Regions from separate parts of the Homo sapiens genome. Here region 2 is linked to region 1. Evidence: read pairs that join two places in POLR2A ChIA-PET (ENCODE). Cell type or tissue: Panc1. All regions are shown on one strand. Links, peaks and the distances in the headings refer to the core of each region. The heading gives the core; the rest is flanking DNA. Region 1 overlaps GPR158 (G protein-coupled receptor 158). Region 2 overlaps GPR158 (G protein-coupled receptor 158).

What was found. ChIA-PET counts read pairs that join two places held together with the same protein. Peaks named below come from ENCODE experiments on the same cell type or tissue, not always from the same donor. Only the 100,000 strongest peaks of a DNase experiment are listed, where the experiment ranks them.
Region 2: POLR2A ChIA-PET joins it to region 1 with 6 read pairs; 3 of 35 experiments call an interaction of 5 or more read pairs at or near these places.

Annotation. Positions count from the first base shown.
Region 1 is chr10:25,455,727-25,471,759 of GRCh38, forward strand. GPR158 (G protein-coupled receptor 158) reads left to right here. Exons shown (of 11, transcript NM_020752.3): 5 at 10,925-10,993. Among named protein-coding and RNA genes, the nearest start is that of LINC00836, 190 kb to the right of the region's middle. In Panc1, for the core only: no CTCF peak of the experiment used is centred there; DNase peaks (open chromatin) are centred at 10,235 and 10,465; H3K4me3 peaks cover 1,156 bases; H3K27ac peaks cover 1,174 bases.
Region 2 is chr10:25,521,204-25,537,236 of GRCh38, forward strand. The region is part of intron 5 of GPR158 (G protein-coupled receptor 158); the gene reads left to right. Among named protein-coding and RNA genes, the nearest start is that of LINC00836, 120 kb to the right of the region's middle. RefSeq lists a silencer at 9,323-9,523. In Panc1, for the core only: no CTCF peak of the experiment used is centred there; no DNase peak of the experiment used is centred there.

The sequences.
Region 1 (16,033 bases), core at 8,988-11,487:
AAGATATGTAATTGCAACATATTAATAATTCGCTGATAAGCATAAAGACCAATGAAACAGCAGAATTTAGTGAAGCAAATGACTAAAACTGACAACAAAAATGTAAACAGGATGTTAGCTAATTAATATTTTCCCCTCTTTTTTTACACTTTGTCCTTTGGCAGACAACTTTAAGAATGATACATTCAATGTGGACTAAATTTTATGATACCCATTTGGCAGTTCTTAATGCCCCCAAGTTTGAGGCAAATCGGAATCCAACTTGATCTATAAATGTTTATACCATTTTAGAGACTGAATTTTAAATTCCTGTTTTCATCATCTTTGCATCTAAATAACAATCGCTACCCTACAACCCTTTATAGTCTACCTTTGTTGCTTGCCTGTCAAATACAATACTGCTATTTTAAATTTCTGAACTGCTTCCTCTTCTTGCAAATAGGGGGCATCTGTTACACCTTATTAAATCATGTTTTTGTTCGTTTTCTTGCTGAAACGCTTATCACACTCTTTTGTATCCTTGTAAATGTCTTGTCAGAATCAAAAATTGTTGTGTTACATGTAGAGTGTAGCATAAGGAACATAACAAGTCCTGGAATGTTTAGGCTATCTCCAAATGTCAAACAAAACAGGAAATGTTTCTTTGTTTTACACTTTTTCTGGGCATTTCATACACTTCCAAGCATACTACAGAGGATAGACAGTGTGTTAAAGATAAACTTAACAGTTCTGAGAAATTCTCTTCCTATTACGACATTTTTCTCCTTTTTTTAGAAGACTGAGGCATTACTGATGAGTTCTAGCAACCAGTTGATGGGCTGTTTTGCCTAGGTGTGAGCAGTAGAATTTTAAAGTAGTTACCTTGCAGAACACAGTTCTTGACATTTCAAATTTTTAAAAAACCAGAAACTTCTAAGATTAAAAAGGTTCAAATGTTAAAGAAAAATTATTTACATCTGTTTTTACTTAGCAGTCAGGTGAAACTGAGGAATGACTTGTGAAGTCTATTGAACTTCTCTAAATATAAAGTACATTTTATGTTTTTAAAAAAATGATGTCAAACTCACTAATATTTGAGTTTATCTCAGTGTAACAAAGAGTGATGCTTTGAAAGGGTAATCAAGTATTTTCTCTCAATAGTGTCACATTTTTAAATATCTAATAATCTTTAGAGTTTAATTATTAAGATTTTTCATGGGGGGTCTTTGTTCCTTTAATAGTCTAATTTTTGTTTGAAAAATAATGTTAATAGCTTTGTGTGTGTGTGTTGGAGTCTCGCCCTGTCACCTAGGCTGGAGTGCAGTGGCATGACCTCAGCTCACTGCAACCTCAGCTTCCCGGGTTCAAGCAATTCTCCTGCCTCAGCCTCCCTTGTAGCTGGGATTACAGGTGCCTGCCAGCCACCATGCCCACCTTTTTTTTTTTTTTTTTTTTTTTTTTGTATTTTTAGTAGAGATGGGATTTCACCATGTTTGCCAGGCTGGTCTTGAACTCCTGACCTCAGGTGATCCACCGGCCTTGGCCTCCCAAAGTGCGGGATTACAGATGTGAGCCACTGCGTCTGGCCTGTTAATAGCTTTTAATGAGTAGTAGAAGTCTAAGCAAATGCCATTGCTTGTTTCCATAATTTTATGTTACTTTATTTAAGAATGTACAATAACCCCTCAAGACAAGATCTCTTTATGTGATATTTTTGACTGTATGACTTCTGTATGCTTTTTTTTTCATTTAGAGAATTTACTTAAGTGAAATATGAGTTACTCTATGTAGTAGTATTGGAAGAAAAAGGAATTTGAAGGTCACAAATAGATTACAGAGAAGTAGCAGCTAATTTTGCATATTTTTACGGTGAAGCCATCGGAAAAATGAGGCCAAGTAAGGGCAAAGCCATCCATATGTTAGGAATGTATTTGAAAGGCTTCTTAGCCAGAAAAGGGGTCTGAAAGATGAGGAGAAGGCTGATAACAAGTGTTTGGGTGCTAAGTTGCTTTTGATCATGAGCATGAGGGATAAGCTAAGTGAAGGGTATCCAAAACATTCCCTCTCATGCATCTAAGTTATTCTGCATCTCTGCAACTGCAGTGAGTCAGCAATTTTGTGATAGAAAATCAGATGAGACTAGAGGGGAATACATTTAAGTGTGCACATTATTTGAAACAAAGCAAAATGAATTGACAAGCATCTCATGTAAATTTTGAAAACAAAACAACAACAAAAAATCACCATAGCCATGTAAAGTTTCTGCCCAGCAATATATGATAAATCATAATTAATAATGAATGACTTGTTATTTCTAATTTCACATGTATATAAAATCATTAATTTTTTATTTAGTGTGTCATACTGTTTTAAATAACATCAAATTATGTATAAATCAATGTGAACTTTATTTTTTGATAAACTTACTCTTCAAAAAGGTCTTATTAAACTGTTCACCTATAAATTATGCTGTATGAAAAAATGGGCTTTCTTATGAAGTCTTAGAAGTTAGAAAGAATACCTACTTAAGGCAATATGAAATTTCTTTTAGTGTTTTAGTTAAGACCGTCAAGAATTTAAAATTGATTAGTAAATTTTTTATAATACCTGTACCAAACCCTTACTTGAGATTTATTTTTAAGTAGTTTGGTAGTGTTACATGTTTTTGTTATTACATTATTACATATTCTGTTCTTGTTACTTTGGGTAAGAAAATCACTGAGGGTCAGATTGGATGCACAGAGGAAATCTCACTGATTTGGGAACCAGCAGCTATGGAAGACAGGACTGTTCTGGCACTGATCAGCCGAGTGAGCTTCACTTCTCTGCTGACTTCATTTCCTCTATCTGTACTTGAAAGATTCATGAAGAACTACTGTTGACTGAGCCCCTGCTCTGTGCCAGGCAGCATTATTGCCAATCTCTGCAACAATATACACCTGGGCATTATGACTCCCATCTTATAAATGAAGAAACTGAGGCTCAAAGGTTGAACAACTTGCCCAAGATCTCACAGCTAATAAATGGTTAATACCAAAGTTCCAGACCATGTAGTGATCAAATCTATGTGGTTTAATCCATCAGTTTGTAATTCTCTAACTTACATACATTTTACTTTGGGAGTCTCTGCCATGACCTTATCTCTTCATTTTTATGAAAATAGCTTTTTTATTGCTGAGAATTCTCCTAAAAACCTAAAATTGATTTTAACTAACCACATTTTATATAATTGTGCCTTGACAAATTTTACTAAATTTGATTGATTTTTAAATATTTTATCACAGATCTTCTTAACATAAGCTAACTACATGCAGTCTTTCAAACTGGATATAGTCTATTCTTTTCCATTTATGTAATTGTTAATAAAATTATTGAAAGATAGTGTCCTCATACCTCTCAATGTTAAGATTCTCTTTAGGATCACCTTTTACATCTTTTTTTCCAATCCATATTGTGTAATTATTTTATCAGGTGTTTGTCAGGTTTCATATGAAGTCCCTCTGTCCATGAATTTCTCATTGAAATAGCATAATTAAAAATAAAAAAGTACAGCTCATAAGTTTGTTATCCTGCTTGCATTGGTATATCTTTTTTAAAAGGATATAGATTTATACAGTCTTGGTTTGTCATTCAAACTTATGCTAGTTCATCTCTTTCAAAATATAGTTCTATTGCTCTCTCATATTTTCCTCATAGATGCTGGGTCCAACTATATAAAAGTATATTTATCTTCAGAGGTTTCTTTTGTAATAGAAGGTCTAAATGTTGTAAGTCTGAAGAAATCAGCAGTGACCAAAAAAATAGCTGCCTTGTTTTAGCAAGATGTACATTAATTTCCCCAGAGGCTAAAAATGCTTAAAAAATATAAATGAAGTACTTAGTCCCCATAGAATCAGGAAAATAATAATAAGCCATTTTAATTACTTCTAAAAATGCAGCCTTGAGCATTCTTCTCTTCTTATTACATCCAGTGACTTAGCTTCCTCTGGGTGCTTATATCCCAGGCAAATCTTCTATGGCAATTACAACTGTGCTTCATCTTATGCTTCTATACTTGGCATCCAAACATGGAATTTAGAAATTGACTTTGATGTAATTTGATAGAAATGAGTATAATATAATTTGACATATTTTTTTGTCTATGGGTTTGATATCTGGCTGTTATAAACCTCCATAAGTCAGTTCTGAAAGTTTACAAAGTGGGGAAGTTGGGATGGAAATGGAGTAAGGTAGAATATACTCACCTCTATTGTAAACTTGGGAGGTATATTGATTAGGGTTTATGGGTTCCAAACCAGAGAGTTAGGCTCAATGATAACTCCCCCAGCTTTATATTCATCTGCAAAAATTATAAGATACAGTTTTTGATGATTATATGCATCAGCTGGTGCCAAATAAAAACTCATTAAAGAATATTAGTTAAAGGAAGGGCTTTGTTTAGACTTATTGCATAATATTTGCATATTATAATACCAAATCAGAGATTTTCTTTTTTTTTTTTTCCCTCTTCTTTTGAGATGGAGTCTTGCTCTGTTGCCAAGGCTGGAGTATAGTAGCTCGATCTGGGCTCACTGCAACCTCTGCCTCCCAAGTTCAAGCAATTCTCCTGCCTCAGCCTCCCAAGTAGCTGGGACTACAGGCACCTGCTACTATGCCCAGCAAATTTTTGTATTTTTAGTAGAGATGGGGTTTCGCCATATTGGCCAGGTGAACTCCTGACCTCAATTGATCCGCCCACCTCGGCCTCCCTAAGTGCTGGGATTACAGGCTTGAGCCACCATGCCCAGCCTAAAATCATAGATTTTCTAATAGTTGAGTTGACACGAAGGTTTTTAAAATTTATTTATTAAAGTATATTACATAGTAATAAATGACTACCTCTCCTTCAAAGATATTAACATATTTCCAGATAAGTTGATCTATCCCCAAATCTACCCTTTTCTCTGGAAACAAACAAACAAACATTGTTATCAACTTAGTATGTATCCTCCAGACATCTATTTAGTATGTATATGTACACAGACATACCTTGTTTTATTGTGCTTTGCTCTATTGTGCTTGACAGATACCATGTGTCTTACAAATTAAAGGTTTGTGGCAACTCTACATTGAGAAAATCTATCATAGCCATTTTTCCAACAGCATGTGCTCACTTTGTATCTCTGTGTCACATTTTGGTAATTCTTGCAATATTTCAGCAAATGCTTTTAGTATTATCATATCTGTGATCACTGATCTTTGATGTTACTATTGTAATTGTTTTGGAATGCCATGAACCGCACCCACATAAGACGGTGAACTTAAGTGATCAATGTTGAATGTGTTCTGTCTGCTCCACCAACTAGCAATTCCTCCATCTTTCTCCCTCTCCTCAGCCCTCCTTATTCCCTGAGACATAACAATGTTGAAATTAGGCCAATTAATAATCCTACAATGGCCTTTAGTGTTCAAGTGAAAGGAAGAGTCACATATCACTCACTTTAAATCAAAAGCTAGAATTGATTAAGCTTAATAAGAAAGACATAGTGGAGGCTGGGATAGGCTGAAAACTAGGCCTCTTGCACTAACTAGCCGATTTGTAAATGCAAAGGAAAAATTGATGGGAATTAAAAATGCTACTCCAGTGAACACATGTATGATAAGAAAGCAAAACAGGCTTATTGCTGATATGGAGAAAGTTTGAGTACTCTAGATAGAAGATTAAACCAGTCACAACACTGCCTTAAGCCAAAGCCTAATCCAAAGCAAGGGCCTAACTCTCTTCAATTCTGTGAAGGCTGAGAGAGTTGAGGAAACTACAGAAGAAAAGTTAGAAGCTAGCAGTGGTTGGTTCGTGAGGTACAAGGAAAGCAGCCATCTCTATAACATAAAAGTGTAAAGTGAAGCAGCAAGTGCTGATGGAGAAGCTGCAGCACGTCACTCAGAAGATCTAGCTAAGATCATCAATGAAGGTAGCTACATGAAACAACAGATTTTCAATATTGATGAAATAGCCCTCTACTGGAAGAAGATGCCATCTAGGACTTTCTTTTTTTTTTTTTTTTTGAGATGGAGTCTTGCTCTGTTGCCCAGGCTGGAGTGCAGTGGTGTGATCTTGGCTCTTGCAACCTCCATCTCCCGGGTTCACGCCATTCTCCTGCCTCAGCCTCCCGAGTAGCTAGGACTACAGGTGCCTGCCACCACGCCCGGCTGATTTTTTTGTATGTGTGTATTTTTAATAGAGACGGGGTTTCACCATGTTAGCCAGGATGGTCTCGATCTCCTGACCTTGTGATCCACCCACGTTGGCCTCCCAACGTGCTGGGATTACAGACATGAGCCACCACGCCAGGCCAGGACTTTCATAGCTAGCGAGGAGAAGTCAATGCCTGGCTTCAAAACTTCAAAGGAAAGATTGACCTTTTTGTTAGGGGCAAATGCAACTAGTGACTTTAAGTTAAAGCCAATGCTCATTGACTGTTCTGAAAATCCTGCGGGCCTTAAGAATCATGCTAAACCAACTCTGCCTGTGCTGTAGAAATGTAACAACAAAGCTTGGATGTGATAGCACATCTATTTATAGCATGATTTACTGGATATTTTAAGCCCACTGATGAGACTTCTCAGAAAAAGATTCCTTTCAAAATATTACTGCTCATTGACAATGCACATAGTCACCCAAGAGGTCTGATGGAGATATGCAAGGAGATTAATGTTGTTTTCATGCCCACTAACACAGCATTCATTCTGCTGCCCATGGATTAAGGAGTTAGACTTTCACATCTTCTTATTTAAGAAACACATTTTGTAAGGCGATCGTTGCCATAGTGATTCTTCTGATAGATCTGGGCAAAGTAAACTGAAAACCTCTGGAAAGGATTCACCATTCTAGATGCCATTGAGAACATTTATGATTCATGGGAGATCAAAATATCAACATTAACAAGAGTTTGGAAAACATTGATTCTAACCCTCATGGATGACTTTGAGGCGTTCAAGACTTCAGTGAAGAAACTAACTGCAGATATGGTGAAAATAGCAAGAGAATTAGAATTAGCAGTGTAGCCTGAACATGTGTCTGAGTTACCATAATCTCATGATAAAACTTGAATGAATGAGGAGTTGCTTCTTATGGATGAGCAAACAAGTAGTTTTTTCAGACGGAATCCACTCCTGGTGAAGATGCTATGGACATTGTTGAAATGACAACAAAGGATTTAGAATATTACATTATTATAGTTAAGAGGATTGACTCCAATTTTGAAAGAACTTCAACTGTAGGTAACATGCTATCAAACAGCATCACATGCTACAAAGAAATCTCTCATGAAAGGAAGAGTCGACTGGTACAGCAAACTTCATTGTTTTCTTATTTTAAGAAATTGCCACAACCATCTGAAGCTTCAGTAGCCACCACCCTTATCAGTCAGCAGCCATCAACATGGAGGCAAGACCCTCCACCAGCAAAAAGATTAGAACTTGATGAAGCCTCAGATGATTATTAGCATTTTTTAGCCATAAAGTATTTTTTTCCTTAAGGCAAGTACATTATTTTTTAGACATAATGCTATTGCATTCTTAATAGCCTATAGTGTAAATTTAACTTTTATATGCACTGGGAAACCACAAAATTTGTGTGATTCACTTTATTTTGATACTTGATTTATTGCTGTGGTCTGAAACCAAACCCAAAATATTTCTGAGGTTTGTCTGGATGGATGGATGGATGGATGGATGGATGGATGGATGGATGGACAGATATATAGATGAGGTATGCCTGGATACATAGAGAAAATGTGTAGTGTTGTTTTATGTATATGTGTTTTGTATAAATAGTGTCATACTGCGTATTACTGATCATCTTTCAATTAAGATTTTTTATAAGTTTCCCAGTTAACAACTCTGGTTATAGTTTCATATCACCATTTCTTTCTATCTCAGGCATAACTAGGAAGGAGATGACTTTTTTTCTTGGTCTCTGTTATTTTGCTCATTGTCTCTCTCATCCATCTTCAATTTTCAACCACCGCCCCCACCCCCATACACACTTAGTGTCTTTTCTGTCCTTCCTCACCCTACCAGTGAGACTCTAAACAAGATTCCTATATTTTGCTTTGAACTTGTCAATGTATTACTTACAAAATTGTATATTAATCCTTGGTACCAAGCATAAAATAAAAGGCTCTGTGCCAGTTAAAAGATTTTCTAGTACCAATAAGACAGTGGAGGAAATATGTTGGGGAGCATGGATCTCTTCTCTGTCCTAAAATCTCACCTATTAGGTTCCTTCTCATTCTGTGAGGCCACAAAGGCAGCTCTTCCAAATAATATTTTGAAAGAAAAAAAGTGCGCATTTTGAACAGGACTTACATTTTATTATGGAACCACTTGTCAGAGTTCCAATTTATAATCTGAAATTATGGGCTCCTCTGCTTAGCCAGGAGCAAGGCAGTGAACTCCTAAGAAGATTATTCAACAATTACAAATGAAAAGGAGACAGATTATCTGCTCTGAGAATATATAAAAGCACGTACTCCTGCTACTGTTATGTGGTGGTGATGGTTGTGACACTGCTACTGAGCCTACTGGACATAAAATCTTAGAAGATATTGCAGGATGGAAGAGGCCATCAAACCACAGCATGACCACAGCCCTGGGAAGGTCCCCCACTCGAGGCATTCATCTCCTCTTGGGTCATTTTGGATCCCAAGCATTAAACAAAATTTGACTGTTAGCGATATATTCTTTCTAGTTTTCAAATTCATCATCCTGGTGCTGTTCTCTACCTTGAAGAATACGTATCTACTTATTAAGCACCAGGTACAATGCCAGCCATTTTGCATACTTCATATTTAATAAATCTGTCAGATTTAATAAGGTAAAGATTAAAATACCCGTTTTATGGGTGAGACCATTGAAGTTCCAGGTGGCCCAACACAAAGTGGTTATTTCATAATTCAAATTGAGATGGAGTTAACTCCAAAGTCTGTCTTCTTCATCGTACCTTGCAGCAGCTTTTCATGTCCTCTTGTTCAGCCAACCAATAGCATACAAATTATTTTACAGACAGTCATGTATAATATTTTGGATTTTCATTTTTTGTGTCTTTTTTGGAATGTTTAAAAAATAAGCTTCATAATTAGGCATACTATGCAAATGTACCTTGCCACTTTGGAAATTCTGCCAGCCAAAACCCATTTAAATGCTTGCTGATAGAAATTTTCTTTTCACCAAAAGCGTCTTCTATCTAACATAATGACCAATAGCAAGAAGCCACTCAAATAATCAAGGCTGTTCACTGACTAAACTTGTTTCTCTATTCCCAAATTCTTAAATTAATGCAAGCCCTGAGTTTTTTTTTGAGGGTTACACAAAGTATTTCTATATCTTTAACAATACCCCACAGGGATTTTTGGAAGGGGAATTAGAATTTTTTCTCCCTGGCTATCCAGTTGTCTGATAGTGCTTTTATATAATGCAGTATTGTGGTTTGGCCTTTCAGAATTTTTTTATTGTTACAAAATTAATTGTTACTACTGCAAATTATTTTCCTGTTAAGATATTTACACCACGTGTAATTTCTGTATACATTTTGTATTATATTTAGTGAAAACACAGCATGCCTAAAATGACCTGTTTTTGTGTTTGCAGTATTAATTGATATATTTGCTCTATATTGATACTTGAATTCATTAAAGCAAAATTTATTGTAGAAAATAAGATTGATTTTACTGGTCTTTTATTTCTTGCTTCAATTCTAAGAATTTTGCTTGGAGAAGATAATGCTATTTTAAGTCTAACAAAATATCTTAAGGTTATTAGATATATTCATGCTTAGCAAACTATTCAGAAATTTATTTGAAAATCAAATCAACTAATTCTTTTGAATTTTGAGTAAAGAATAACATGTATGCATGTTCACAAGGTGAGATACCCTTGTTATTTAATGTGATTTATATTGTGCACATAGCGAAGCTGTGTTTGTGAGTTTTAGGGGTTATATTTTAGCATGGTGGGAGATACGCAGACTTCAAGACCTTGTGCATGTGCTTTTTTTACCCACCAACACTATCCCACAGGTATTTGTGAAATAGTTTAGGAATGGCATTCAGTATGCACTGGTGGCTCATATTTTAGAAATACAGGCAAGATCTCGTTTGTAAATTTCGTGGATTGAAAGTGAGGGACTAAGTGGCTAAGTTGGCTGTTCTTCCTGGGTCAATAGGGACTTCCTTAAAGGGACTTTCCCCTAAGCCAAAATAGCTGCAAGCTGAGGGCTTGAAACTTCAACCAATCAAAGGGGAGTTTAAGCTCTAGCTGCAGCCTGATGTTTTTAACCCATCAGGCCCACCAACTCACAGGCGGATAGAAAATAAGCTAATTCTACAGGACAGAAAAAGGAAAAGGGGAGGGGTCATAAGGGGATATAAGCATAAGACACCCAAGCCGGAAACAGCAACCCTTCCGGGTCCCTTTTCGCCGTGCGGAAGCTTCACTTTCACTTTCATTTTAATAAATCTTGCCACCGCACACTCTTTGGGTCTGTGTATTTGTCTAATCAAGCTGTAACCCTCGCCGCTGTGGTCCACGGTTTCATTCCCTGAAGCCCGTGAGACCACGAACCCTTCGATCGAGAAAAGACCTTCAATCGGGAGAAGACTTCTCGTCTCAAAAGTATCTTCAAGATAGTGTTCTTAGCTGCTCAGGCTTTTTAATGATACAAATTTTAGAGAACAAAATCTCATGCAGCCACTGGCGATATTATTAAGCCTATCAACACCTTTATAATCAGTCTTTTTGCATGTTCTAGTTTTTTACCCACCTGAATACTAACCAATTTTCATTAATTTATTTAATTTCCCCCAAAGAATGCTGTCCTACTGCATTGTGGCATTTTCACAATAGCGTGAATTCTCCAGGCTTAGAAATGTAAGTTAGTAATGACGTTTTTATTTTGTTTTTTCAGAGCATCCGGGCATCGGGCCTTATCCTGTTGGAAACGATCCTTTTTGGATCTCTGCTCCTATACTTTCCAGTAAGTAACAGAATTTTGTTTTTAAAGTAGAAATTTATTTTATGTTGCATACTATAAAGTTACTGTTTACACACACACACACACACATACACACACCCTGGTGTTACTAGGAAGTGTGGAGGTTTTGGCTCTTGTCTTACTTGAAAGAAAGACTTTGGCCAAGAGACAATTAGTAAAGTAAGCAAAGGTTTATTGAAGGAAGTTGTTGATTAAAAGAGTCAAACTCTAAAATATTTGAAGAGATTTAATCTGAGCCAAATATGAGTGACCATGGCCCCTGACACAGCCCTCAGGAGGTCCTGAGAGCATGTGCCCAGGGTGGTTGGGGTGCAGCGTGGTTTTATACATTTTAGGGAGGCATGAGACTTCAATCAGATTCGAGCAATACGTTGGTTTGGTCCAGAAAGGCAGGACAATTTGAAGTGTGGGGGACTTCCAGACTATAGGTAAATTTAAACATTTTCTGGTTGACAATTGGTTGAATCTGTCTAAAGACCTGGGATCAATAGAAAGGAAATGTTCAAGTTAAGATAAAAGACTGTGGAGACCAAGGTTCTTTTGAAGTCTCATAGTGGCTGCCCTTAGAGACAATAGATGACAGATGTCTCCTATTCGGACTATTAAAAGGTGCTAGCCACTCAGTATCTTCAGGATTGGGAGGGCCTGGAAGAAAAACATCTAGCTATGTTAATAGAGACTCTTACAGATGAAAATTTGCCCCCACAAAGGACGACTTTGCAGGACCATTTCAAAATATGGCACAGAAACATGTTCTAGGGTAAAAATATTATGATTTTCTTCTTTGTCACATACTGTTACGCCAGAGTCAGATTGGAAAGTAACTCATGAGATAGAGGGTTAAATAAAACCTATCTAATGAGAATTTATGGTTTGTAGGGCATGACTCCCCAGACCCCTTAGATAGGAATTTGGGCAAGATAAAAATCGGAGCTTGGTCCTCAAAGTACACGTCAAGAGAAGAGTGGGCTGGTCTGGGTGGAAAGTAGTAGCAGAGAACAGTACACTTGGAAAGATGGGGCAAAGCGGGCTGCTTGAAAGAGGATGAGCCAGCAGCTCTAACAGTTCTGCATTGCTGATTTTATTATGTCAGACCCTTTAAGTTCCTGTCTGTGTCTCAAGTCTCTGCCTTTGTCTCTGACTAGTTTCCCGCTTCTGCCTCAAGTCCCCACCCAGTTCCCGCCCCAGGTTTGTAGAATTCTCCCTTGCTGTCTGTTGATGTACATGTGCTGCCTAGCATTAGATATGAATTCTGCCTAATGGCAGCATTGCTCCGTACCACCATCCCAGGAAGGTCGTATCGTGGTTAAATCTGTACTTATTGCACCTGCGTATCTCTTAGGAATTTCTCCTTTGCCCTCTTTCCCTCTTCTCAGCATGTAGCTAGCTACATTCTGACAGGTTAACTGCAGAATGAGTGATCATTGGGCATCTTAAGGAGTGTTTGGGGGCGTTCCTTTCTGCATAGGTATTTCCCCTCTCTCTGCTCATATCTATCATGCAACTTCTGGGGTGCGAAATTTTTTGGACTTCCCTTTTTCAGGGGCTCCCCACTCCTGCTCATGTCTGGCTATCTGCCTACTCTAACGCAAATTCTTTACAGGTATTTAAATCCTGGTTTTTACCATTTGAATGACCTTAGACAAGTTACCTAACATTCCTAAACCTTGTTTTTTCTTATAAAATGGAGCTAATTATACTTTTCTTCCCAAATTTGTGAGGAAGGTTAAATGCTTAAGTGTGACTGCATATGAAAGGCAAAGTTGGTATGTATGCGTAATATATACAAGTAAGTATCGCTTTCCTTCTTCCTTCTCCTCTACCTGAATCAGAACCATGAGACACACCAATTAATGTTGGAAAAATTGAAATTGTTACATAGTAAAATAAGCATGATGAAATAAATGTATGTATGGTGCTAGTGGCTTAGGTAATCATAGTGGACGCTAGCATACCAGTAACATGTCTGAAACCAGAAGATAAGTACTGACTTTACAAGTTCAACTCAGCCAACTTACGTTCAGTGGTTATTGTGTGCCAAGCACTGTGCTAATTTCTGGGAATACTCTATCAGCAAGACAAACTTGATTTCTCCTTTCAAGAAGCTTACAGTGTAGAGGAAGAGATGAGTTAATGCAAACAATGATAATACAATGTGACAAACACTAAGAAAGCAGTAAAGACAGGATGCTGTGGAGGCACTTAGGAGAGATACCTAATCAAGTTTAGGGAATAAAATATCCCTTGGCAGAGACCTGAAAGGTGAGTAGGTGTAAGAGAAGGAAAGGTACGGCTGCCGGGACATCAGATTCTTTTTGGTTTTTGTCTTACTTCACTCCCTGCTCCATCTCAGCCTGCTTTGTTGATTCTTCATTTTAACTCCCACTTCTTCATACTTGAATGCCTCAGGACTGAGTTCTTGTAGCTTTTCTTAATGTACACTCTCTCTTGGTGATCTCATCTAGCCTCAAAGTTTAAGTACTATTTATATGCCAATGACTGCTGAATTTATATCTCCAGCCCAAACCTTTCTCCTGAGCTCCCAACTCATATTCAGCTGCTTAGGCAACCACTCCATTTGCATGTCCAGCAAAATTCCCTATCATATTTTCAACAGAGGCACTGATCTCTCCCTCAGATTCAGCCTTCCAGTGTCCACTGATGGCAGCTCTATCCTTCTAGTTACTCAGGCCAAAAGCCTAGGACTCATTATTGATACCACTCTTTCTCTCATATTAGAAAACCTTTTAAAATACAGCAAGAATCGGCCGGGCCTGGTGGCTCACACCTGTAATCCCAGCACTTTGGGAGGCCAAGTGGGTGGATCATGAGGTCAGGAGATCGAGACCATCCTGTCTAACACGGTGAAACCCCATCTCTACTGAAAATACAAAAAATTAGCCAGGCGCAGTGGCAGGCACCTGTAGTCCCAGCTACTTGGGAGGCTGAGGTAGGAGAATGGTGTGAACCTGGGAGGTGGAGGTTGCAGTGAGCCGAGATTGTGCCACTGCATTCCAGCCTGGGCAACAGAGCGAGACTCCATCTCAAAAAAAAAAAAAAAAAAAAAAAAAAGATGCAGCAAGAATCTAATGAGCCCCCCCCAACATTCACTGCTACCACCTGGTCTAAACTGTGATCCACCCCTCCTGGATTGTTGCCATGTTCTCTTACTAGCCTTTCTTCTTCCATGCTAGCCGCCTAGAATCTATTTTGAAAATGTCAGCCAGTTTTAACATGAAAATTAGACTGACTATGTCACTCCTCTTCCCAAAACTCCCCAAAGATTCCCCAATTTACTTAGAGTAAAAGCCAACATCCTTCCTGTGGCCACTAAGGCTTAATGTAATTTGGACACTGCCCCTGTATAACATCATTTTCTAATCCTTTTCCTGCACTCAATATGTAGATCGAGTGTTCTTTATTCAGGTCTCGAATTAATTTTTCTATTTATTCTTAAAATAGAGATATATTTACATATAATCAGTGCTGTGATCTGACCATGTACTCCAAAATGTATGTGTTAGAAACTTAATCTCCAATGCAATGTTGTTGAGAAGTGGGGTATTTTCGGAGGTGTTTAGAGCCCTCATGTATGGGTGAATGCCCTTAACATGTAAAAGAGCTCGGTGGAGGGAGTTTGGCCCTTTTTGTTCTTCTCCCTTCCACCCAGCAAGAAGGCCTTCACCAGAAACCGGATGCTGACACTTTGATCTTGCATTTTTCAGCCTCCAACACTGTGAGAAATAAATTTGTATTCTTTGTAAATTACCCAGTCTCAGGTATTTTGTTGTTATAGCAGCACAAACAGACTAAGACAATCAGTATTAATTTTTTCATAAAGTCATCCATATTAAGTTTTCTAATTTTCTAGCATAGAGTTATGCATAATAATTAGTAACAGAAGCAATGCAGCAGTATAAAGACTGAGTGTTTATTGTTGGTACACTTCCTGTATAAATGGAGTGTCATGCATCTTAACATTTAATCTTTCCCACAGAACCCTAGGGCAGATATTTAACCAAAGTCATCAGATCACCTAATAAAGAATGAAATATCTGAAATGACCTCAGTAACCTGATGAAAATTTTTAATTATCTGAATATCTGTTGCTACTATAATCTTTTTTTTGAACCTCTGCTATTTTAAAATCAATTTTCCACCCAGTAGCCAGAGGGATTTAAAAATGTCAAATCTAGGCTGTCACCTCTTTGATGTCTTCTTTTTTTTAATTATTATTATACTTTAAGTTCTAGGGTACATATGCACAATGTGCAGGATTGTTACATATGTATACATGTGCCATGTTGGTGTGCTGCACCCATTAACTTGTCATTTATATTAGGTATATCTCCTAATGCTATCCCTTGCCCCTCCCCCCACCCCATGACAGGCCCCGGTGTGTGATGTTCCCTCCCCTGTGTCCAACTGTTCTCATTGTTCAATTCCCACCTGTGAGTGAGAACATGTGGTGTTTGGTTTTTTGTCCTTGTGATAGTTTGCTGAGAATGATGGTTTCCAGCTTCATCCATGCCCCTGTGAAGGACATGAACTCATCCTTTTTTATGGCTGCATAGTATTCCATGGTGTATATGTGCCACATTTTCTTAATCCCAGTCTATCATTGATAGATATTTGGGTCGGTTCCAAGTCTTTGCTATTGTGAATAGTGCCACAATAAATATACGTGTGCATGTGTCTTTATAGCTGCATGATTTATATTCCTTTGGGTATATACCCAGTAATATGGGATTGCTGGGTCAAATGGTATTTCTAGTTCTAGATCCTTGAGGAATCGCCACACTGTCTTCCACAATGGTTGAACTAGTTTACAGTCCCACCAATAGTATAAAAGTGTTCCTATTTCTCCATATCCTTTCCAGCACCTGTTGTTTCCTGACTTTTTAATGATCACCATTCTAACTGGTGTGAGATGGTATCTCATTGTGGTTTTGATTTGCATTTCTCTGATGGCCAGTGATGGTGAGCATTTTTTCATGTGTCTGTTGGCTGCATAAATATCTT
Region 2 (16,033 bases), core at 8,663-11,162, 65 kb after region 1:
TGCCTCGCCCTGCTTCGGCTCGCGCACGGTGCACGCACCCACTGGCCTGCGCCCACTGTCTGGCACTCCCTAGTGAGATGAACCCGGTACCTCAGATGGAAATGCAGAAATCACCCGTCTTCTGCGTCGCTCACGCTGGGAGCTGTAGGCCGGAGCTGTTCCTATTCGGCCATCTTGGCTCCTCCCTCCTCTATTGTTATCTATTTCACTGAAGATTTTTTTCCTTCCTAACTTGCATCATATTATTGATTTAAGTTTGACTTCACCTTTGTCTGGTGCCTCCTTGATTAGCTTAATAGTTGACCTCCTGAATTCTTTTTCTGGCAACTTAGAGATTTCTTCTTGGTTTGGATCCATTGCTGGTGAGCCAGTGTGATCTTTTGGGGGCATTAAAGAACCTTGTATTGTCATATTACCAGAATTGTTTTTCTAGTTTCTTCTCATTTGGTAGACTATGTCAGAGGGAAGATCTGGGGTGAAAGAGCTGCTGGTCAGTAAAACATGGAACGCTTCATGAATTTGTGTGTCATCCTTGCACATGGGCCATGCTAATGCAGCACACATCAAATGACTTTAGTAGACTGTTATCTTGCTGATGGTATGAAAGCAATGGCAGAAAAAAATCCTACAGATATTAGTTTATATGAAAACTGCTGCCAAAAGGTATTGAAGGAGTAGTCATTGAATCCTACATAGACAATAAGAAGATGATAATTTTTCAGAGTTGAGGCACTGTGGGTGAAAGGAGATAAGGGCCCAGAAACTCACTTGCTTGATCTTCTCTTTTGACTGTCATAAATAACCTCTGAGATGTCTCCACAGAGGCCAGTTTAATAACCAGTAATTAGGGTAAAAAGCAGAGAACAAGGGATCAGAACTGAGTTATAATTCTGGTGTAGCCAGTTGTGTGACCTAGCACAAGTCACTTAGTCTTTTGGGGTCTCAGCTTCTTACTATGTAAGTTAAGAGTATTGACATAGGTATTCTCAACAGCACTTCTCACTTCTGTCATTTCTTGGCAGTTTTAGAGAAATTCCCCAAAATATTTAGATCCACGTTTTCAGCTAGTTCCTGTTAACCCCGTTACCCTCCCAGTGCTTGGCATGGTCAGGGAATGTAATAAATCGCCTGCTTTTAAAAAGCTCTGGACATCCATCTGAGTCCTGTTTTCAAGGAAATTGTAGGCTTACTTTTTTATAAAGAGAGATATTCCAGCAGAGTCATGGCCTCCTTTTCCCTTGTAACCCTGTTGATGGCAATGCCAACTTCCATCAAATTCTCTTTGGCTTTGGTAATGAGATATAGATGTTGGGGGGAAATGACTAATGAGAAAAGGGATCTGGATTTGACTTTGCCTTGGAGGAAATTGCATTTATGTAATTGAATTCACTATAAAGACAGACCTGTGAGTTGCAGAAGGCTGAAACACAATTGACTACTTACATACAAGTTTGAAAACTCACAAAATACGCTTATATATTATTTATGGATACATATAAATGGAACAAACATAGAAAACATGTACTGGATGGCTTTATGTCAGACTTTTTAGTGCTTGCCTCTAGAGAAAGTAGAAGACATGGGACTGTGAAGGGGAATTAGGAAGCTTCTCCTTAATATGGGTAAAGTTTTCAGTTTTTTAAAGACCCATAGTGATTGTAACAAAATTTATACACGTATTAATTTGTGTGGTGTGCAGATGTCAAGGTTATATTAATCTCAATTTCTATTTTTTTTAAACTTAAAAAAAGTAAAATTGTATTTAAAAGTACTTTCAAGAGCTGAGCTGAACTGGAGAAGCTGAGCTGCTAGATGTCAGAGTAACTGGTTAAGGCAACAAGCCGAAATGGAAGAAACAGTCAAGCCCTTCATCACTTAGTATAAGCAAGAGGCTGAACTGAAGAAAGTGCTGTCTTCCCTGCTGTTCCATTTTTCCCCATGGGATGGCACCATGCACAAGGGTCAGATGGGTCAACACAGGCATGGGGAATGTCTCACTGCAGTGGGAGCCCTGAACAAAAGGCTCCTGAAGTCCTGTGGATCCAGGGGTTGGGAGAAGGGCTAGAAATGGAAGAGTACTGAGTCAGAGTGAAGAAAACATCTTTAAGGTCCTCTGTGTGGAAGAACTCTTGGATGGCTTGGATGGAGACAGCTCTGCTAGGAATGCGACATGAGTAAGAGCATGGCTAGCCAGGGAGCCTGAGTCCTTGACTGCAGCCCCCTCTAGCAACTGCAGTACATCAAGACTGTGCACCAGGTGGGGAGGACAGAGTTCCCGTAAAAGGTTTGCCAGGTAAAGTTTTTATAATTGCCTGTGGTTGGGCCTGAAAAATCAGACATAGGTTTTGGTCAGTAGCTGGACTCCTCGAATTCTAATGTTTTTCTGCTACAGAAAGCTGTGTAGCTGAGAAATAGACAATTTAATCAAAATATTTGGAGACTTCGGTACCCTACTTTTTGTAATGAATAGAACACCTAAACAGAAGATCAACAAGGAAACAGTATAAACCAACTAGACCTAGCAGACATCTGTAGAATACTCCTCTAAGATCAGGAATCACACAATGATTTATACTGTTACAACTTCTATTCAACATTGTGCTGGAGATTCTAGCCACAGCAATTAGGCAAGAAAATGAAGAAGAAGAAAAAAAAGGCTTTTACTTTAGAAAGGAAGAAGTAAAACTGTCTCTATTTGCAGATGAAACGATCTTATAGAGAGAAAACTCTAAGGAATGCACAAAAAAAAGATCTTTAGAACTAATAAGTTCAGCAAAGTTGCAGAATACGAGATCAGAATATAAAAGCAATTTAATTTTCTTATACCAGCAATGAACAATCCTAAAATGAAATTAATGAAACAATTCCATTAGAAAAAGAATAAAATATTTACAAATCTAATAAAAGAAGTGCAAGACTATACAATGAAAACTACAAAACATCATTAAAAGGCGTTCAAGAACTACATAAATGGAACTCATGGATTAGAAAACTGAATAGGTTAGCAGTACTCCCCAGATTGATCCACAGATCCAGTGCAAGCCTATGAAAACCCAGCTATCTTTTTGTTAAAATTTCCAAGCTCGTTCTAAAATGTATATGGACACGCAAGGGGCCCAGAATATCTAAAATAATTTCAAAAAGCAGAACAAAATTGGAAGACTCATACTCCCTTACTTCCACCAAACTTACTACAAAGCTGTGCTGATCAAGATAATGTGGTACTGAGATAAGACAGACATGAAGATCAATGGAATAAAATTTAGAGAGTTCCAAAATACATCTTTCCATTTGTGGTCAATTGATAAGCATGTGAAGAATGTTCAATGGGGAAAGAATAGTCTTTTGAATAAATGATGCTAGAAGAACTGGATATCCATAAGCAGAATAATGAGTTGGATCCCTAGTTCATACCACATATAAAATTTAACTCAAAACAGCTCAGAGTCCTAAATGGAAGAGCCAAAACTGTAGAACTTTTAGAAGGAAACATAGATATAAATTTTTATGACCTTGGGGTAAGCAATGGTTTCTTAGATATGACACCAAAATCACAAGTGACAAAAGATGAAATACATAGTTGATCTTTATCAAAGTCAAAAACTATGTTGCAAGTTATACTACCAAGAAAGTTAAAAGAAAGCACACAGAATAAGAGACAATATTTGTATGTCATATGTCTGATAAGGGACTTATATCCAGAATATTACAACTCAATAATAAAAAGACAATTCACCCAACTAAATAGACAAAGGATCTGAATAGACAGTTCTCTGGAGAATATATACAGATAGCCAATAAGCATATGAAAAGATGATCAGCATCATTTCTCATTAGGGAAATGCAAATCAAAACCACAATGTGATAACACTTCACACCCACAAGGATGGCTGTAATAAAAAAGATAGATAAAAAAGATAGGCAATGAGTGTTGGCGAGGAGGTAGAGAAATTGGAAACATCATCCATTGCTGGTAGGAATGTAAAATGGTGCAGTCACTCTCTAAAACAGTTGAAAATTTTCTCAAAATGTTAAGCAGAGTTACCATATGACTCAGCAATGCCATTCCTAAGTATATAACCAAGGGAAATGAAAGCATATGTCCACAAAAACACTTACACATGAATCTTCGTAGCTACATAATTCATAATAGCTCAAAAGTGGAAGCAATTCGCATGTTCATTAACTGATGAATGGATAAACACAATGTATTATATCTATACAGTGGAATATTATTAATAAAAAGGAAAGAAGTAGTGATACATGCTACAGTATATCAGTAGCATACATTGTATGGTACTCTACATTGTATGGATGAACTTTGAAAACATTGTGCTAAATCAAAAAAAGCAATCAAAAAAGACCATGGATTGCATGATTCCATTACTTGAATTGTCCAGAATTAGCACATTTATAAAGACAGAAAGTAGACTAGTCAGTGGCTGCCTGTGGCAGGGGAAGAATGGGGGAATGACTGCTAATCATTATGGGGTTCATTTTTGAGGTGGGGAAATGTTCAAAAATTGATTGTGGTAATTGTACAACTCTGTGACTATACTTCAAATGAATGAATGATATATGAATTACACTGCAATAAAGCTATTTATAAAAGTCATAGTAGGGCCAGGCACGGTGGCTCTCTTCTGTAATCCCAGCACTTTGGGAGGCTGAAGTGGGTGGATCACCTGAGGTCAGGAGTTCGAGACCAGCCTGGCCAACATGATGAAACCCCATCTCTACTAAAATACAAAAATTAGCCAGATGTGGTGGCATGTGCTTGTAAACCTAGCTACTTGGGAGGCTGAGGCAGGAGAGTTGCTTGAACCTGGGAGGCAGAGGTTGTAGTGAGCCAAGATCGTTGCCACTGCACTCCAGCCTGGGCGACAGTCCAATTTTGTCTAAAAAAAAAAAAAAAAAAAAAAAAAAAAGTCATAGCAATTCTGGTTCTAATAACTGAGCAGTTATGTTGAATTGACCTTCCAGCAGATACAACTCTGGAAAATATATAAAAACACAATTATTTGAAAAAACTGAAAAACTATCAAAAGCAGGCAGAAACTAGAAGGGATTTAATCCTTTAATAAAGGAACTGCACTAGGTAGGGGGCTACATTACCTACTCTTTTGCAGAGGGCGCTCCCAGTTTATGTAGTGTGTGAAGACTAGCACTTAAGCAAAAAGCTGCAATCTGTTTGTCTTAAGATGTCAGAGGATAGAGTTTGATCCTGCTAGAGAAGCTGGAAATTGAGGGGGTAAATTATGAAAAGGAGGGGGCCACAGGAGGCGGATGTACTCATCTGGATCCAATCAAGAGACAGAAACTGTACAGTAATTTGGATAGTGGGTTTATGTAAGGAGTTGTTAAACTATGATAGGGCAATAACTGTAAAGATATAAAGAGAACTCAATAATATAAGGCTGAAGGAGCATGCTCAAGAAAGGATAAACTTGGAAAGAGGCTTCCTCTGTAAAGCTGGGGTTCAGACCTTGTTGCAGAAGGTATGTTTGCAGCCCACTGGATGGCAGAGGAATTTGCTGAGTTACATAGGCAGAGCTGGTCCACAGATGCCAGACAATCAAGAAACAACCCCAGTGAAGTAAGATTGATGGACTGGCTTGCAGAGAGACTCAGGGCTTTGGAAGCCCACTCACAGGCTGGGAAGCAATTGGGCAAAGATTACCAGACTGGCAAAAAAGCAAGCCCCAGCTATATGCTGTACAATGTATAGATAAGATAAAAGTAACATGATTGCAAAAGATACAGTCATAAGAAAATTGGAATGGTTATATTAATATCAGACAAAATAGACTTCAAGAAAGGAGATATTCACAGAAAAAAAGAGGGACATGTTATCATGATGATAAAACTCAATTCATCAGGAAGCCATGACAATTCTAAACATATATGCACATAATAATAGAGCTTCAAAATGCATAAAGGAAAAGATAAGACAGAGCTAAAAGGATAGATGAATTCACAGTCAAGTCAGAGATTTTTACACCTTTGTGCAAAATAATGATGATAAATAACAAAACTGTACAAGTGGTATAGACTTAAAAAGATGAACTAATTGATATACACAAAACTACACATTTTTTTAAAGTACGTATGAAATGTTCACCAAGATAACCATATGGTATACCATAAAATGAATCCCTATAAACTTTTTAAAATGGAGATAAAAAAAGAATATCCTATGACTTCAATTTGAATTAAATTAGTAATCAATGATATGTTAACTTAAAAGCCCCAAATATTTGGAAATTAAACAATTTTTAAACAATTAGCGTGTAAAACAAGAAAATGGAAATTAGAAATATTTCAAATGGAATGATAGTGAAAATGTGAGATATCAAAATTAGTAGGATGCAGCCAAAGCAGTGTTTATAGGGAACTTTACAGAATTAAATGCTAACATTAGAAAAAATATGAACTATGATTCTACCCTATGCATCTAGAGAAAGAACAAATCAAACCCCAAACAAGTAGAATAAGGGAAAAAATAAAGTAAGAATCTACTTGAAATCAGACATATAATAGAGAAACCCAAAAGCTGTTATTTTTTAAGTTATAAAGTTGATAAACCTCTGGCAAGACTGATCAAGAAAAAAATGGAATACACAAATTACCAGTATCAGGAATGAAAAAGAAAATATTGCTAGAGATCCTGCAGAGATTAAAAGGATAATAAGCTGGTATTACAATAAAACTTGATGCCAACAAAGTCCACAACTTGGATGAAATGGACAATCTTTTTGAAAAATACAACTTACTAAAATTGACAGAAGAGATAGGAAATTTGAATACACATTTTCATATAAATAAATTTATAATGAAAAGACTTCTCAGAAATAAAGCTATAGACAAAGATATCTTTAGCTATTTCTATTACACATTTAAGAATGGAATAGTGTCAATCTTAACTCTTTCAGAAAATAGAGGAAAAGGAAATACGCCCCAATTCATATTGTTCCAATATCCTGATATCAGCTCATACTACCATACTGACCCTAAAACCTGACCAAGATATAATTAGAAAAGAACATGACAAACAATACCCCTTATGAACATAGAATTAAAATTATCAAAATTCCTTAACAAAGTATTAGAAAATTGGATCTATATATATATAGATATATAGAGAGAGATCCAAGCATTAGATGGGAAGCACTAAAATATTTTTAAAATATACATACAACATAATTGGGTACATTAAAAAACCTGAAGAAATCTTCAGTGTTAGAATTAATAAGTGAATTTGTCAGGGTTCTAGGATATTCCTATATACAGTAGCAAACAACTGGAGAATGAATATTTTAAAATTACATTTACAATAGTACCTAAAAGCACTAAATACATACAAGTAGATTTATTAAAAAATGTGCAAGAAATCTACACTGACAACTAGAATATAGTGTTAAGAGAATATAAAGGAAACCTAAATAGAGAAACACATGATGTTCATGAATTAAGTGGTGTCAGTTCTCTTCAAATTGTTCTGTAGAATCATTGTAATTGTAATCAAAACCCCAGCGGGCTTTTCTTTTAGTAATTTACAAGTTTAGTCTAAAATTTATATAGAAAATAAATGATGCAAACTAGCTAAGTCAGTGTTTTAAAAGAACAAAGCTAGAGGATTTATACTATGGAATTTCAAAAATTACTCTAAAGTTACAGGACTTAATACAGTGTTAATTGGCCTAAGGAGAGAGAAATAGATCAATGGGACAAAATAAAGCAACCAGAAATATATCTACACATATACTGTCAATTGACTTGTTATGGAAGTTTCAAGGTAATTCAACAGGGAAAGTAAAGTCTTTTCAACGAACGGTGCTGAAACAACTGGATAAATATATGGGAGGAAGTAACAACCAGGTTAGGCAACAATTTGAGAGCATACGGCCAGGCATGGTGGCTCACGCGTGTAATCCCAGCACTTTAGGAGGCTGAGGCAGGCGGATCACGAGGTCAGGAGATCCAGACCGTCCTGCTAACACGGTGAAACCCTGTCTGTACTAAAAATACAAAAAATTAGCCGGGCGTGGTGGCGGGCACCTGTAATCCCAGCTACTCAGGAGGCTGAGGCAGGAGAATCACTTGAACTCGGGAGGCGGAGGTAGCAGTAAGCCGAGATTGCACCATTGCACTCCAGCCTCGGTGACAGAGCGAGACTCCTCAAAAAAAAAATCAATTTGAGAGTATATACAAATCAATGGACATAAAAGATAAAGTGAATAATTTGGAATTCATAGAAAGACTTCTTATCAAAAAGCATCTTTTGGAAGCCTCTCATTGCAGGGATCGGGGAGTGGCAAGTTGGATTGGAGGTTGCCCCCGTTACTCAGATATTGCCTTTACTTGTGCTTCATTATTTTACTCTCAGATACAAGTACAAGATAAAAGCGCAATATAAAGGTTACTAATAAAAAACAATGCCAAGAAATTGTGGTGAGACACATGAACACCCAAATCACTTAGATGTGAAGATTGAGATGGGGTTAAAGGAAACAGGAATACTATGCCTTGGCCTGAGAAAAGTCACTCTCACGACAGCCTTTTTCATTCCTGGCCACTGGGACCATGGCCTGATCTTTCACTTTCAAGTTTCCCTCTGTTTTGAGTAGCAGGCCTTGGTTCCAGTGCCTAGACCTGCCCCGTTCTGCCCATATTTTTCTCTTGCTCCCCTAACAACTGCCAAGCAACCAACAATTGTTTTCATATATTTTTGTCTCACTTTTCCATCCGTTTGATTAGGAAAATTAAAACCTACTGGCCTTTCGTATCTTACTGCTTTAGTTTGTCACCACTGAAAATGTCTAGACTCATCCTCTCCCCCTTTTGCCTCCTCAGCCCTTCTGCTTCTTATAGGTTGTAGGTGGGGAGGCGGGAGATGGGTGGCAGCTGAAGATCTTTGTCGTCCTTATACTTCTGAGATGGTCTCCTCATGAGCTGAAGTGGAACAGTAACTGTGTGGCTTCTTCAATAAGATAATACATGAGAAAAGTGAAAAGTGTTATTAAAAAAACAAACACAGAACTCCAAGGGCTTTCCCAATATGTGGGCATATTTTAATGCCAGCGTGAATCTGGTTACGGCACCAAGAAGGCGGTAGTCACTCAGTCTCACAAAGGAACACACACTCTTTGATTCTGTTTCTGTGAAGTGTAAGAGCAGCTCAAAATGACCTGTAGCGATAAAATATTATTACGGATGTAGAATCCACAGGACCTCACACCTGACTGGACACTGGAAAGGCAGGAGGCCCATCTGACAGCCTTTTGAAGTATCTGCAGCTAAGCGTCCTTGCCCCACCTCCCCGCAGAAGGTGTGCTGCAGCAGGAGTGCTCTGTTGCTAGTGAGTCCGCAACAGGCAGGAGAGTTTAAAGACATGTAAAACAAACAAAGCTGATCCATTATCCAGAAAAATAAGCACGTATGCAGAGACAAATTCTGCTTCAGGTCTTGCTTACATTAAGCAATCTTGATGTGATAACACTTAACCAATTTTGATGCAATAAGACATCTTTAGAGGAAGTGACAGGAAACAGGTCAAGGATCGTTTAACTCCTTCTCAGTCACTCTCTGCCTCTCCTTGAACAATTCTTTCTTCATCAGTACTAAGCCCTTTTCCAGCCTTGTGTCAGCTCTCTGGTCTGCTGGAGATGGCCTCACTGGGATCTCTCCATCCGAGCAGTAGACCATGTCCTGAATATTTTCTTCCCTTCTACTTTGCATCAAAACTTACCCATTCTGTGCCTCTTCCTTCAGGAGCTTATTCTGTCCTAAGTGGCTTTCAGAGTCATCACTCTAATCCTTTCAGATACATGTCTAGGGATCTTTTGAAGATTAAAAAATAATGCTAATGGTAGGTATTTTAGACATTCCAATGATTAGTAAGAAAAATATTCTTGAACAATTCTTTTTTTGGAACCTTTAAGATAACATATATTTTTATATGAAAACAAATTTTTTATAGAGAACGGCACCTTGTGTGGAGATTGAAAATGTTGACAATTTAGGGTAATTCCACCTTTGACACATTCAGTTATGTTGTCCTGGGCAAGTTACTTATCGTCCTAAGTATCTCAAGTCAGGAAAAGAGAAACATCAAGTAGGTAACAAAAAGTAAAAACCCCGCGTCCATGCTGGTTTTGATTATTGATAATGACCATGTGTTAAGCAGAGCCTTCTAGAAAAGTGAATAGGAGGAAGACTAAAAATATGTGGAGAACATCCATTTGTTACTGTTTACTGACAAATCTGAAAAAGTTTTATGGCAACCTATAGTTACACCTAGATATTTATTTTCAGCCCTTTTTATTTGGGGCTGAGTAATAAGAAAGTGTCCTCTCGAAAGAGATGAGGCAGTGAGTCAGACTGAAACAGGCTGGCAAAGTGGCTCCCTCGTCATAGGATTTGGTATTATTTATGTTAATTTGCCATTGAGGGAATTTATAAGGATCTGGTAGGATCACCTCATGCTCGCTTTAGACAGGAATAAAAAAGGTTTTGCATCAATCTTTAAGGAATAAATATAGGAGAAATAATTATACCACTTTAGTTGTCAGTGCTTTCACATAATTCTTCCTATCTTGTGAGGGAGGGAGGATTATTACTCAGCTTTCCACATGAGGGAGGAGATGGTCAGAGTGGGCTGCTCAAGGTCATGCCGTTAGGAAGTGGCAGAGCAGTCCCTTGGGCCTCCAGAGCTTATCATCTTTCCATGATACCACTCTGCTCCTCTAGAAATAGATGCTTATTTCTGCCTGGAGCATGGGGAGATCATACCGGAAATGGTGACTTCTTCACAGAGGGAGACATAGGACTATCAGGACAATTCTGATTCTAGGTTGTAACTGCAATTTGCATAATTATGACTTTAGATTTCTAGTGTAATTTGTGGTTTTTGGAACCTGTTGTACTATATGTTTTGCACATTTTCTTTAACCAAGTTGAGAAGGAGGACTACTGACATGAATCTTTGGACCCTAAAGAGAAAGAGGTGGGTTTCGTTGTTTGTTTTTCACCAGAGAATGGTCTATGCAAGACTATCTGTTAAACGGATGAGGCACCATACTAAGCTAAAGAGGTGGGCCACTCCCAGGGACAGGGTATGCCTAAGAGTGATGCATTTTTTATGTGTATTCTGTTCTTGGCTGTAAAAAAGCTTTTGCCTCTATCATTTAATTCTATATTGTGTCTCATCATCATTTTTTCATGTTTCTTCTCAAAATACCATACCTCAACTCTTTTCCTGTGAATTCTTCTGCATTTTTGTTTCTTTGTTGAGGTCTGGAGTTCTTAAGATTCTCTTGCTTCTCCTTGGGTCGTTTTCTGTATCTTTCCACCTCCACATAAAGTCACCATATAGATATTACATATGATACTTTCTCCACTTTGCTCTCTGATCCCCAGTGTGTAGAAAACACCCTCCATTCCCCATTTTAAGAGCCAGGCATTTATGCAATGACCTAACCAGAAATCCTTTTATGCATTGTTTCGTTCCTTTATTACAAAAGTGACACATTTGTTGTAAAAAAAAAAAAATACCAAAGCATATAACTTAAAGAGTAAAATCTCCTTTTGCCCCTTGCGTTCTCATTCCCAGCCAACCTATTCAGAGATAGTCTTCATGGTCTATTGAATGTGCATCTACATATTCCTTTTGATGTAGATACAAACAGAAGCATATGCTATTACTGTTCTGCAGCTTTCTTTTTATTTAACAATTTATCTTAAAGGTGTTTTCATAGCAACAGAATCAGATCCGCTTAATTCCCTTAATGCATGGTTTTCCACTGAATGGCTGTAACTTTAATTACCATAGTGAACCTGTCCCCTACTAGTGGAGAATGTTTTCAGTGTTTTTTGTCTTGCAAAAAATGCTTTAGTGAATATTCTTGCATATATATTTCTGCTATTTCTTATGGATGTTTATGTAGGGCAGTTTTCTAGAAATAGAATTCTCGCTGCACTGTAGTAGTTCTTAGACATTTTCCATCCCCAGCCTTAATCTGAGCTTTAGCTATCCCAATTCCACACGTGGCTTGCTTCTGGGCTGTGGACTAGTATTAGCAGCCCTTAGTCCTTGTCAAATTAAAACCACCTGTTAACCTTAAGAAAAAAATCATTCAGTCTCTGCCCTCAATTTACTGAATCAGTTTCTACAAGAAAAACCTGGACTTATATATATTTTAAACCATTATAGTTGGTTCTGGTGTTCAATCAGGGTGGAAGACCAATACACTGGTTCCTGGCTTCCACTCTTTCTCATGACTATGGCTGTATCTTCTCTCTCAGTAGTTTAATCTCTGTGATGTCCCTCTGCTTTCACAATTTTTCTACATGAATTATTCGGTTTAAAACATTCATTTTACCATTTGTTAACTTCATTCTTTATATATTTCATTTATTTTCCTTGGAAGTTATTTTTACCTTGTCGGCAGTGTTCAGTTCAACCCTGCCTTGTTCACTTCATTGAACAAATTGGTCAACATTTTATAGCACCAGGCATTCTAAAACATCCAGCCTCCATCAAAGATCACTAATTTTAATCTTTCTACTCTGTCCTTCCTTTGTAAAGGTAAGGTGTATTGCATAGCAATAATGAGCTCAGACTCCAGACCCCAGCTGAGTTTAAACCCAGCTCTGCCACTTACCAGCTATGTGACCTGGGGCAAATTCCTTAACTTTGCCTCAGCTTCCCCATATGTAAAGTGGGAGTAATAATAATGCCTACATCACAGTATTGTTGTAAGAAATAAACAAGTTATTTTATGTAGGGCACTTAAAAAGTAACTGGAATATAACATGAATTCATTAGATGTTGTTATTACCCCTCACCAAAAAGATAATGAGATAGACTCTGAGTTGCTTCCTTCTCTCCTGGGCCAGCTTTCAGCTTTCTTTGACATCTTCATCTGGTTATGCTTTGGCACATGCTTTTCTTCTCTATAATTATGTTGATATCTATCATCTGTTGTCATTCTTACTGAGATTCTTTTTTGGCCTTGAGTGTTTTTACAGTCATTTAGGGTTTCCAAAAGTAGCAGACATAAACATGTTCAATCTGCCAGGTTTTACCTGACATCTTCATTCTTCCTTAGTTACAATTTAAACATAGACATATGTACTTTTAAAGATCTGAATTAGGCCAGGCGCGGTATCTCATGCCTGTAATCCCAGCACTTTGGGAGGCTGAGGCAGGCAGATTACTTGAGGTCAGTTCGAGACCACCCTGGCTAACGTGATAAAACCCCGTCTGTACTAAAAATGCAAAAAACAAAACAAAACAAAACAAAACAAAAACAGATTACTTGAGATCAGGAGTTTGAGACCATCCTGGCTAACATGGTACAACCCCGTCTCTACTAAAAATGCAAAAAAAAAAAAAAAAAATTAGCTGGGTGTGGTGGCACGTATCTGTAATCTCAACTATTTGGGAAGCTAACACAGGAGAATCGCTTGAACCCAAGAGGTGGAGGTTGCAGCGAGCCAACATTGTGCCACTGCACTTCAGCCTGCGTGACAGAGCAAGAAGTGACAGAGCAAGACTCCATCTCAAAAAGTTAGATAGACAGATAGACAGACAGACAGGGATCCGAATTACATCTCCCACCTCAACATGACCATACCATTTTTCTTACTGTTTAAAACATTACAATAAAAAAGTCACTTCTCAGCAGTTCTTAGTCATGAGCTATGTGTAGTCATTTCTCAGCAGTTCTTAGTCAAGAATCATGATCCTGAAGATGGGTTAGACTCTGTTGGAGAAGGCAGCCTTACTGGATTTCTTTTCTTGCTTTCAAAAATTTCTCCTTTAAAGTAGTTTTTCACATTATTCTTTCTCTAAATGCATACTCTGGGGATCTCATAGCTTTGTAGTCTATATTCCTCTTACATCATTTGCTTTGAACCCAGGTAGATAACAGCATTTCTGATGATATAAAAGTAGTCTCTTTTTGTGGTAAATAACTAATAGCTCCAATGTTCCCTACCTCCTGGTAATCATGGCCTATGTAATTCTCACCCCTTGACTAATTAGTTTCTAATCAATCAAACAGATTAACATTGAAAGAATGTGACTTCCACAATGAGGTTAAAAAAATTACAACTTTCATCTTGCTAGAAGACTCTCTCTTGCTGGCTTTGATGAAGCATGCGCCATATTGGAGTGGCCCACATGGCAAGGAACTGAGAATGGCCTCCAACCCACAGCCAGCAAGGACAAAGGGCCTCAGTTCCTCTAGCCCTCAGGGAGGCAAATGCTGACAACAGCAGCATGGGCTTGGAAGTGTATCCTTCTCCAGTTTAGCCTTCAGATGGAACCCCAGACCTGAGTAATGGCTTGATTACAGATGTGTGAGTAACCCTAAGGCTGGCAGTGCCTGGATGAATGACCCACTGAAACTGTGAGATAAGAAATGAGTATTGTTTTAAGCCAGCCACTAAGTTTGTGGTATTTGTTATATACAAGTAGATAATGAATGCACCTTGATTGTCCTGGTTTTATCCATCATATTAATAGTTCTGACTCTGCTTCGACAAAGCTCAGTTTGCCTAGTCTGCTTCTTTCCTCTTCTCTCTATACCCCATTCTCAACTCCACACTATTCAGAAGCTTCTTTTCTGTCCTTATTTGAAGATACATTTAGAATAAGACTAAATAGATTGTTGATTCAAATGTGACAAATATCAAAAGTAATCCTCATATGTTAGTAATAAAACTGGCATTTCTCCATTGTTTTGTACTGTTTTAAGTGCATCCACACTGTGTCCCCACTAAACTGTTGAGGAAAGTGAGGCCCAGAGAAATTAAGGAATTTGTCCCAGGTTATATTTCTCATTGGTGGTAAAGCCTAGCCTGGCATTTAGGGCAATTAACACCAAATTCCTTGTTTTACCCACTGCATTAGGCTGCAGCTCCTTTCCACCTGACTAGTAGGTAGCTCATATATTTGTATTATTTTACAAATAAAAGTCTTCAATTTTTATTGAAGAATATTTAATTCTTTAATATTAAAGATATTAATTTCTTTATTAAAGAAAATTCATTTGTAAAATAATGCAAATATATTTTACATTATTTGTTATATTAAATCTCCAGCCTCCTTTACATATAGTGGTTTTACTGAAGCTAATTAAGTATTTCCAAGTGTGTGTATTTTATTTTGCTCTAAACCAGGCATATTATTTGGCCAGTAATGAAAACAAATCTTTCTGAGATGTGTGCTACAAGTATTTTGTATTCTGAATGAAGAAGTGTAAAGTCTCCAGTTTCTAATGGCCTTCGTTAACATCCCATTTACCAACTCTTGTACTGTTTTTGTCCTTTATAAAAGAAAATTCCTGAATCAGTAAATCATTGATCATATTCAGAGTTCATTTGTTTCTGCATTTGTCCATTTCTTGAGAAATATATTTTTAACCTCTCTGCCAAATATCTTAGCTGATAAACTGCATCTTTTTTTTAGTCATATTTTAGGAGATGATTCAAAAGATTTAACTTTATCTTTCCATTATATGCACAGATTAAACTGAAAGATTCAGTTATCTTGGGCTGGCAGGCTTCACTTTCTGGGTTTTGCCCAGTTCAGCCAACCCATGCTACTCTAACTGTGGTCCTAGGAGCAGCAGGATTAGCATCCCGAGGGGCTTGTCAGAAATGCATCATCTTGGGCCTCACCACAAACCTACTGAAGCACACTTTGCATTTTGGCAAGCTCTCCAGATGATCGTATGCACGTGAAGATGTGAGAAACACTGTTCTAAGCCCCTTTTATGGCAGAGTCCTAAGTGGTCCAGCTCACCCAGTGGCACCACTTCCAGGCTAAACTCCACCTGTGTCTCAAGTCACTTTATTGTCATCTGCCAGAAAATGATTGTAATCAATCTAAAGTAGACAATGCATTCAAGATGTTCTTGCTAGTTGTGTAATGCACAGACTGCATACTCATGCAGAGGCCCTCCCTTACTGTATAGTCTTTCCAACCAAAACAAAGTAATTCCCAGGAATTATTCTATTGAACTAT